Linked DNA regions of Homo sapiens: region 2 is linked to region 1. The links are chromatin loops, found by intact Hi-C in ENCODE. Cell type or tissue: K562. All regions are shown on one strand. Links, peaks and the distances in the headings refer to the core of each region. The heading gives the core; the rest is flanking DNA.

Evidence for each region. Hi-C counts contacts between places; a loop is a spot of excess contacts. Peaks named below come from ENCODE experiments on the same cell type or tissue, not always from the same donor. Only the 100,000 strongest peaks of a DNase experiment are listed, where the experiment ranks them.
Region 2: a loop joins it to region 1, with 7 times the contacts of the local background. A loop is called at or near these places in 2 of 110 quality-filtered maps.

The regions. Positions count from the first base shown.
Region 1 is chr3:137,011,174-137,018,345 of GRCh38, reverse strand. No RefSeq gene overlaps it. Among named protein-coding and RNA genes, the nearest start is that of IL20RB-AS1, 33 kb to the right of the region's middle. RefSeq lists a cis regulatory region at 3,556-4,568. In K562, for the core only: a CTCF peak has its summit at 4,279 (motif pointing right); DNase peaks (open chromatin) are centred at 3,835 and 4,305; H3K4me3 peaks cover 496 bases.
Region 2 is chr3:136,616,120-136,618,619 of GRCh38, reverse strand. All of the region lies in intron 3 of STAG1 (STAG1 cohesin complex component), which reads left to right. Among named protein-coding and RNA genes, the nearest start is that of STAG1, 140 kb to the left of the region's middle. In K562, for the core only: a CTCF peak has its summit at 1,283; DNase peaks (open chromatin) are centred at 1,319 and 2,271.

The DNA of each region.
Region 1 (7,172 bases), core at 3,100-5,599:
GGATTAAAGACTTAAATGTTAGACCTAAAACCATAAAAACCCTAGAAGAAAACCTAGGCAATACCATTCAGGACATAGGCATGGACAAGGACTTCATGTCTAAAACACCAAAAGCAATGGCAACATAAGCCAAAATTGACAAATGGGATATAATTAACCTAAAGAGCTTCTGCACAGCAAAAGAAACTACCATCAGAGTGAACAGGCAACCTACAGAACGGGAGAAAATTTTTGCAATCTACCCATCTGACAAAGGGCTAATATCCAGAATCTACAAAGAACTCAAACAAATTTACAAGAAAAAAACAAATAACCCCATCAAAAAGTGGGCAAAGGATATGAACAGACACTTCTCAAAAGAAGACATTTATGCAGCCAACAGACACGTGAAAAAATGCTCATCATCACTGGTCATCAGAGAAATGCAAATCAAAACCACAATGAGATACCATCTCATACCAGTTAGAATGGCAATCATTAAAAAGTCAGGAAACAACAGGTGCTGGAGAGGATGTGGAGAAATAGGAACACTTTTACACTGTTGGTGGGACTGTAAACTAGTTCAACCATTGTGGAAGACAGTGTGGCGATTCCTCAAGGATCTAGAACTAGAAATACCATTTGACTCAGCAATCCCATTACTGGGTATATACCCAAAAGATTATAAATCATGCTGCTATAAAGACACATGTACACGTATGTTTACTGAGGCACTATTCACAATAGCAAAGACTTGGAACCAACCCAAATGTCCATCAATGATAGACTGGATTAAGAAAATGTGGCACATATACACCATGGAATACTATGCAGCCATGAAAAAGGATGAGTTCATGTCCTTTGTAGGGACATGGATGAAGCTGGAAACCATCATTCTCAGCAAGCTATCACAAGGACAAAAAACCAAACACCACATGTTCTCACTCATAGGTGGGAATTGAACAATGAGAACACTTGGACACAGAAGGAGAACATCACACTGGGGGCCTGTTGTGGGGTGGGGGAAGGGGGGAGGGATAGCTTTAGGAGATATACCTAATGTTAAATGACGAGTTACTGGGTGCAGCACATCAACATGGCACATGTATACATATGTAACAGACCTGCACGTTGTGCACATGTACCCTAGAACTTAAAGTATAATGAAAAAAAGAAAAAGAAAAAAAAATACATAAGCACCTGTAATCCCAGCTACTCTGGAGGCTGAGGCAGGAGAATTGCTTGAACCCAGGAGATGGAGGTTGCAGTGAGTCATGATGGTGCCACCACACTCCAGCCTGTGCAACAGAGAGAGACTCCATCTAAAAAAAAAACACATGAGCAGATATGTCCAATTATATCATGATTTATTTTTTATTGACAGAGAAGTGTATCAGATTATTTCACCTTTAAACCGTTCTCAGAAAGTTCAAGTGGAAACTTTTTTACAGAATCATACAATTTTCAGACTACATGGATTCCAATAAAACCAGTTTGTAAAATACACCAGTGTTTACAATTACAGCACACACTTATGCAATAGCTATTTAGTGTTGGTGAAGAAATCCAAATTCTTCCCAAATTTTATGATTTATTCTGAACTATATTATTTGAATTTAAAAGGTGAATTGACATATCACCTGTTTCAATTATCAAGTTTTTAATTCCTTTCTGAAGTTTTAAATAGCATTTAATTTAAAAATCCCAATTTTGGAATAAATGTTTTAGGTGACAAATGAGTTTTTAAATGAGTCATTAGCCAAAGAAAAGAGTGGGCCCCACTTTCTCATACCCTCTGCCACAATCAACACCATGCACATCTCTGGAAGCTGGGCTTTTTGTTTTTAAGCAACATGATGAGACCCACACCTCATGACCAAGTTTTTATCAGTTCTTTAACCTGAGCCTTGCCTTTGTCAACCCAAAGTTGCAACAGAGGGAGATGTTACTTAATGTTACTTGTATTTAAATTTCAGCTTCTATTTGCTGCCATCAGCTAAACTGAAACTCTTCATTTAAAACACAGGCGGTGGCTCACGCCTGCAATCCCAGCACTTTGGGAGGCCGAGGCGGGCAGATCACTTGAAGCCAGGAGTTCGAGACCAGCCTGGGCAACATTGGGAAACGTTGTCTCTACTAAAAATACAAAAACTAGCCAGGTGTGGTGGCAGGTGCCTGTAATCCCAGCTACTTGGGAGGCTGAGGCAGGAGAAACGCTTGAACCCGGGAGATGGAGGTTGCAGTGAGCTAAGATCACGCCACTGCACTCCAGCCTGGGTGACAGAGCAAGACCCCTGTCTAAAAACAAAAACAAAAACAAAAACACACAGTAAGCGTTCCACCTCACTGGCCCTCCATAATCTAGGCCTGATCTGGGGTGAGGCCAAGAAAAGGGGAAAACTATTCCATTTTGATCTATTTCCAATTGCAAGACTCAAAAGTTCAAGTGAGGCAGGGCGCAGTGGCTCATGCCTGTAATCCCAGCACTTTGGGAGGCTGAGGCAGGCGGATCACCTGAGGTCAGGAGTTCAAGACCAGCCTGGCCAACACGGCGAAACCCTGTCTCTACTAAAAATACAAAAATTAGCTGGGCATGGTGCCAGGTGCCTGTAATCCCAGCTACCCAGGAGGCTGAGACAGTAGAATCGCTTGAAGCGGGGAAGCGGAGGTTGCAGTGAGCCAAGATAGCACCACTGCACTCCAGCCTGGTTGACAGAGCAAGACTCCATCTCAAAAAAAAAAAAAAAAAGTTCAAGTGAGACAGTGAGCAGTTAATGTCAATGAAATGATTTCACCTGGGAAAGCTTGTCCTCGTGATTGATGCAGGTGGGATGACATCAGAGGGGCCTACTTTCTGGGCTGTGATCTCCTAGGGCCAGAAACTCAAGATGATGTTTTGTAGGCCTAATCTTATACTGAGGCAATTTCATAGAAGACTGGCTGGCATCTCCAGGAAATTTGGAGGCATGTGGCCACTTCCTAGAGGAGCTGTTTTAGGTACAGAGGCAAAATTTAGAAGTTACTGAGGTTTGTTCAGGCACTCATTTCTCCAAACGCCAGGATGGTTTTTTTGTTTGTTTGTTTGTTTGAGACGGAGTCTCGCTCTGTTGACCAGGCTGGAGTGCAATGGCGGGATCTCAGCTCACTGCAACCTCTGCCTCCCGGGTTCAAGGGATTCTCCTGCCTCAGTCTCCCGAGTAGCTGGGATTACAGGCGCCTGCCACTACATCCGGCTGATTTTTGTATTTTTAGTAGAGACGGGGTTTCACCATGTTAGTCAGGCTGGTCTCGAACTCCTGACCTAAGGTGATCCACCCGCCTCGGCCTCCCAAAGTGCTGGAATTACAGGCGTGAGCCACCGCGCCCGGCCACCAGGGTTTTTTTTGTTTTTGTTTTTTTGTTTTTGTGGGGTTGTTTTTTAACGTAGTTGTTGTTGTTGTTGTTTGTTTAATTTTCTCAGTGAGGTCCAGTGAAGGAACCAGGAACATGTACCTCCTCCACAATATGAGGATTTATACTTTTGCTCTTGGAGATGTTTGCAGGCACCTGAGAAGGCTCCTTGCTCAGTTCTTCCTCTAAGGTCCTCCTTAATGGGGTTTTACAACCTGATCTTGCAACCTCTCACTGGGGGAGACAAGAAAGGTCCGTGTTTTCCTTTTGTGAGCCTCATTCTCCCACCTCTGGCAAGGATACGTTTTTCCAGGTTTTGTTGTTGTTGCTGAAGAAACTGGGAGTCCCAGGAGCCAGAAGAGAAAGCTGTAATTTGGGGCCAACTCTAGTGTTCCAGTTCCAAACTTCACAGGCTGGGCAGCACGCTGGTTTAGCATGAGCAAGCAGCAGGCAGGCTCCTCCCTACTGATCTGTGCGGGGGCTGAGGAACACTCCTGGAAAGTCAGTCTAGTAAAGGGATCCTACAAATAGGTCACACAGAAGGAAAACAAAAAGACATCCAAAAAAAGTCTATTTCCGAGAGGTAGGGAATGGCAGCATGGTGGAAAGATCAACAGACAGGAGAGTGCGAGAGGCCAAGGTCCCAGAAAAGAGCGAGAGCCGTGGGTACAGCGTGAAGCCCCAAACCATGAGCTCGGGACAGATACAGACACAGAGCGAGGAGAAGGTGGCTGCTAAATTCTAACTCCACCAGTGACAGTGGAGGTTTGTTAAGGACCAAGCCCGTGGAAACTGTGTAACTGAGTTATTATTCTAGGAAACCGACCTGAGCTTTCCTTTCTTCATCCAGGAAGCCCAGGGAGTTTCATTGCGAGTGGGAACAGAAAACATTTTCAGCACTGACCACAAGGTGGCGCCAGACGCCCGTGGATGTAATGGGTCTTCCCCTCCTGGTGAGCTCCGAAGCTGGCCATGGGATCAAGTCCTCCAGATTGAAAGGAAACCAAGAGGTCTGCAGGCCCGGAAAGTTACTCTAGCCTAAGGATAATACACGGCACAAGGAAAATAATAAAAAACATCTTTACTAAAGAGACGGGGAGGGTTGGCCCAGAGACTAGACCGGCAGAGTCTACAATTCTTCTGTGAAGGGAACTTAAAAGACTTTTCCACCGAACCCCTTGACAGGACAGGGAGAGCCAAGTGGGGAAAGACTGGACGTTAAGGGGCGGAGAGGAGCCTTTAGAGGAGAAAAAATGCCTTCTGACTGATGGATTTACATTTACTGGTATTCCTCATTGACACGATAAACGAGTCGATAAGCCCAACACGATTGAATAACAAGTAGAAATGCATTCTATTAGATTCATCTTCTCTGAGAATGCATTATGGTAGCTTCGCTCTTCTTGGGTGTCATGGACTGATGACTTTTCAAATATATGGTATCAATTGTGCCAGCCAATATTCTCCTTCTGGTGCTTATATTGTCCCAACTTTGGCCAGGAGGAGCCCTGTATAGATTGTTCCTTGTGTAATTTTGAATGACCCTTATTTAATGCTTTGCTTTCTGTCTCAAAAAGGTATAGGTGTTTTAAGATTACCTTGTACCTTTCAACTCCAAACTGACATGGCATCCATTACTGCTCCAAGAAACTTTGGCTCCTTTGGGAGAAAACTAACACTAGAAACCAAAATCTTAGCATTAAGATGCATTGTGGAGGTGACATTTCTCCTGGGCCATTTCAGTGGAAAAAAGTCAAAATATTTTTAATGTCATGTTTCATAAAGACATGACTTCATATTAATATGTTTGATTCAGTTCCAACAGTGCCCTGTTCTTAGTCAAATTTGGGATCCTAAAATTAGCCTTCCTTGTCACTAATCCTAAAATCTAGATTCTTATCAAAATATACAAAATATATATTATTTACTTGCTTTATCTGATAAGATAATAGTTGCAAAAATACACTATCAATACAAAGGGATAAATACTCAATAAAGTTTTTGTTTTAGACTACATACACCTACGGATTTGTTGCCAAATTACTTTGTTCTAGAATCTCTCATAATATCTCACACCATGTGGCTATGCAGGGACTTATCTGACAGGTAGTTCTGGGTCCATTGTTTCCATCCACTTTCATTTTGAAGAGGCTGCAACCTGCCCCCAGCCCCCGTTTTCTGCTCTACTTTTTCATTTTACCGTGACTTACAAACTCCCAATATACTAAATAATTCACTGAATAATAATACTGTTATTGTGTTATTATTTCTCCCTTACCCCATTGGAATGTAAGCCTCATGGAGCAGGGATTTTATTCACTGGACCCTGGCAGTTGCACCCTAAAGGCAGGACTAAGAAAGCTGGGCTTGATTCTGGGGGCTCAGGGGACTCTACTGGGTTGGCCTGCAAGAGACAGTCTTCAGTGAAACAGCAGAAGCCACTCTAGGCTGCTCCCAAATACTTATCCCCCCACAACACACACACACAAGTACTTCCCCCAATTCCCACAGGACTCAATGAGAAACTGTGAAAACAAAGCAAGCCAGTAGTGCTGAGCCTGAGCCCCTGGACTCAGTGACTGGGCATCTGGAGGGTTGGAGCTTCTAGAAAAAGAATGTGGCAGGAAGCTGTGCCTTATGATGAGAGTGACCTGGCTCCTGGTTTGCCCAGAGGAGTCCCGATTTACAGCTGTGGTCCTGCCGTAATTACTAATCACATTCCTTTTCACTCATGTAAGTGTCCAGATGTAGGGATAAATGCATTGGAGGGGCAGGGAGGAGGCCTGGGGACTTGGGATAGAAGTGCTCCAGGGGAGAGGGAACAGCCAGCTGTAGAGGAGGCAGCCCCTCCACCAATGGGGGCTGGCAGGTCGGGTGCATGGCTGGGGCTCCATAAATGCACATTCAGGGCAAGGGGAGACAACAGAAGAATCAAGAGAAATCTCTGTGTACCTATAGATGCCAAAAAATGGATGGGCACTGGGAATAGTTGTGAGAGACTCAAGCAGATGGAGGTCAGGGTCCTTTCTCAGTTCTGCGCCTGGGCTGTGACAGAAGGATAGTGCCCCCCACCACCCCACCATAAGGGGGCAGGAAGAGAGAGGAGGGAGGGTGATGACTGGAATAGTAATATGGTCTTTGTTTTTGCAAACTGAAAGTGTGTTTCTAGTTTAGGTCAAATATAAAATTAGCACACACCCTCTAACGAACAACACAGAGAAGCATACAAAATAACACAAAGGAAAAGAAGGAACGGGTCTTGAGCGATCTCATGCTCCTGGAGAGACCCCTCCAGGTGGTGAAGGGCTGTGGGCCTCTGGGGAAACACCCAGTTGATGCAGTTAGACTGTCCCACCACTGGGCTGGCTGGAAAGGGCCCAGGAAGTGAGGGTGAAGATAAACCAACTTGGAGGCTCCAGAGCTTCGAGGGGGTTAGAAAGCAAGGCGCAGGCCCTGCCCATCAATCCCTTCACCCCTCAAGAAGTTTCCTCCCATCATTCCTTCTCTGTGGTTGGCTCTTTTCTTCACCTGGTGGGGCAAAGGGGTGGGTAGAAGCTTCCAGAGGTAGGTCCTAAATGAGCAGACTAAGAGGGGCTGGGGATACCCTGAGTAAGCTGTCAAGGAAAAGAGGGTTCCCCAGGGATTTCCTGTGGGGTGGGGCCAACAGGAAAGGCTTAGGAGCACCTAACCAGGCGAAGCTTATGCCAGCTGCCTCAGTTGGGGTTCTCATGCAGCCAGAGGCTGCCCCCAACCAGGCAGCCCTGGGCTCTGGACTTCTGGGGCTGCTCCTCCGCTGCTCCCAT
Region 2 (2,500 bases), core at 1-2,500, 400 kb after region 1:
CCCCTCTTTAGTCTCTCGTGTTTTATTATGGATTTTTTTCTCTTAGTGAGAACCAGCACTTCTATATTCTCAACATTATTTAACTTTCATATTTGCATAGGCTGAGTAGGAGAGGTAAATAATGTTGTATATAAAGTTTCAGTGCTGCAAAAGAAATAGCACTTGAATATAAAATGTTCTTTTAATTCTCAGCAAGGCAAGGTACTTCTATAGAAGGGTGCGCCCTTACAGATGGAACAATGGTGAGTGCACACTTGGACAAGGGAGGGGAAGGGGTTCTTATCCCTGACGCATGTGGCGCCTGCTGCTGTGTCATTCCCTTATTGGCTAGGGTTAGACCACCCAGGCTAAACTAATTCCGATTGGCTAATTTAAAGAGAGTGACGGGGTGAGTGGTTTGGTGGGAAAAATGGTTATGACAGAGCAGGTGATCGGAATGAGTCAGGGTGGAGCAGGTGATTGGAATGAGTCAGGGTGGAGCAGGTAATTGGAAAAGGTTGCTTTATGAGGAAGTTAAGTTTAAAAGTAGAAGGCAAAGAATTGAACATACTTTTCTTTGAAAAGAAATTTAGAACTCATATCTAACAATAAAAAGATACAGTTTTTATTTTTAAATGTCTATTCATACATAGAAGATGGAGAATGCACAACAAAAGATTAATGAGTACCAGAAGGGTAAGTTAACAGGTCACTTATAAAAATTGGATCTTTAAAATTATTTGGTAGTTTAATGTAGACTGTTGGGAATTTCATAATATTCAAATTCCAAAGTTTTTTTTTCTTTTAAATACCAAAATTTTTATTTGCCCACCCTCTTGGTTTAGCATTATAAATCAAATCAATCTCTTTTTGACCCAGCGTTGTGATAGGAACCACCATGTTACAATGTGGTGGCAGATGTCTGCTAGATTTTTTCTGGCTCCTCTCAACCTCTGACTGTCACTTCTTTTGTCCTTTCTTGGTTGTCCTTTAACAATCTGTTATAACTCCTGTAAAATAGAGAGTAAAAGTACCAACCCTGTTGTTACCAGGTTTTATGAGGACTAAGCTAGGACTAAGTCAATCTTTCAGGAACATTCAGACTCCAGTGGTTCCTCCTTGATCTTCAGTATAGCTCCTTATCTGTAATGGGCTGAAGAACCATTGAACTGATAAACCAGGCACATGGGTATAAGTCCATAGGCCAGGTGAAGGCCTGGATATAAAATATATGGACTTTGTGATGACCACTACCAACATCCAGCCTAAAGAAGGACTGACTTAGCATTTCCAACACCAATGATCTCATGGTTCCCTGTAGATGTCTCCCTTGTACCTCCATTAAGACCAGAGCTTGAGGAAGGGCCTCTCAATTTCCCCTGCTACACTTGGAATAGTATGAGGGACTCAGCAGAGGCTGGAAACTGAATGACCAGGCCCAGGGAGTTAATGTGGGACACTGACAAACCAATTGCAGAGTTGGTGCCATGTTGAGCATTTATGTTAAAAATTCTTAACTATTCTAAACCATGCTGACATGAACTGTTTTGCAAGTAAGTTTTGCTGTATAGCCATTGTTTTTTTTAATCCTAAATTTCTAGAAGTGAAGTTTGTTAGTATATGCTGTTTGTTTTGAAAGCTTTTGACATATATTATTGCCTTTCACACAGCAAAATATATGGGTATATGCTATGTTACTGCTTATAATGGTTAAGTCTTTTCTAATTTTTAAGTGGTGAAGTTTAAATCAGTACTTTCTATATTGTTCATTATTTGTGAATAAAGGTGGTATGATCACAGCTCACCACAGATTCGATTTCCCAGGTTCAAGTGATTCTCCCACCTCAGCCTTTGGAGTGGGACTACAGTCATGCATCACCACACCGGCTAAGTTTTTGTAGAGGCAAGGTTTCGTCATGTTGCCCAGGCTGGTCTCAAACTCCTCGGCTCAAGCAGTCTGCCCAGTAGGACTCCTAAAGTGCTGGATTACAGGCATGAGGCACTGGGCCCAGCCTATTTATAATTTTCTGTACTACTTTTTCTATTTTTATTTTTCTAAGAAACAAAGATCTCTATAAAAAATTTTTTTGGAGCTTAAATGTGCACTCTTTTGTGATCACTTTAGGAAGTATATTAGTTGGACTTCTTTTTAAGCTGTCTTTGTTGTTTTCTTAATTTTTCATTTAGAATTTTCTTCTACTGACTAGACTAGTTTTTAGTTCTGACTTCCTTAATTATGTTAAAGACTACCACAGTTCCAAGAACACAGAATTAAGACCTGAGTCATTGTTACATTTCCTCATCTCCAAGTCTCTTGTCCTGTCTCCTTTATCTATTGAAATTTGAGGTCTGATGACTTTTTTTTTTTTTTTGAGACGGAGTCTTGCTCTGTCGCCCAGGCTGGAGTGCAGTGGCGCGATCTCGGCTCACTGCAAGTTCCGCCTCCCAGGTTCATGCCATTCTCCTGCCTCAGCCTCCCGAGTAGCTGGGACGACAGGTGCCCACCACCATGCCTGGCTAC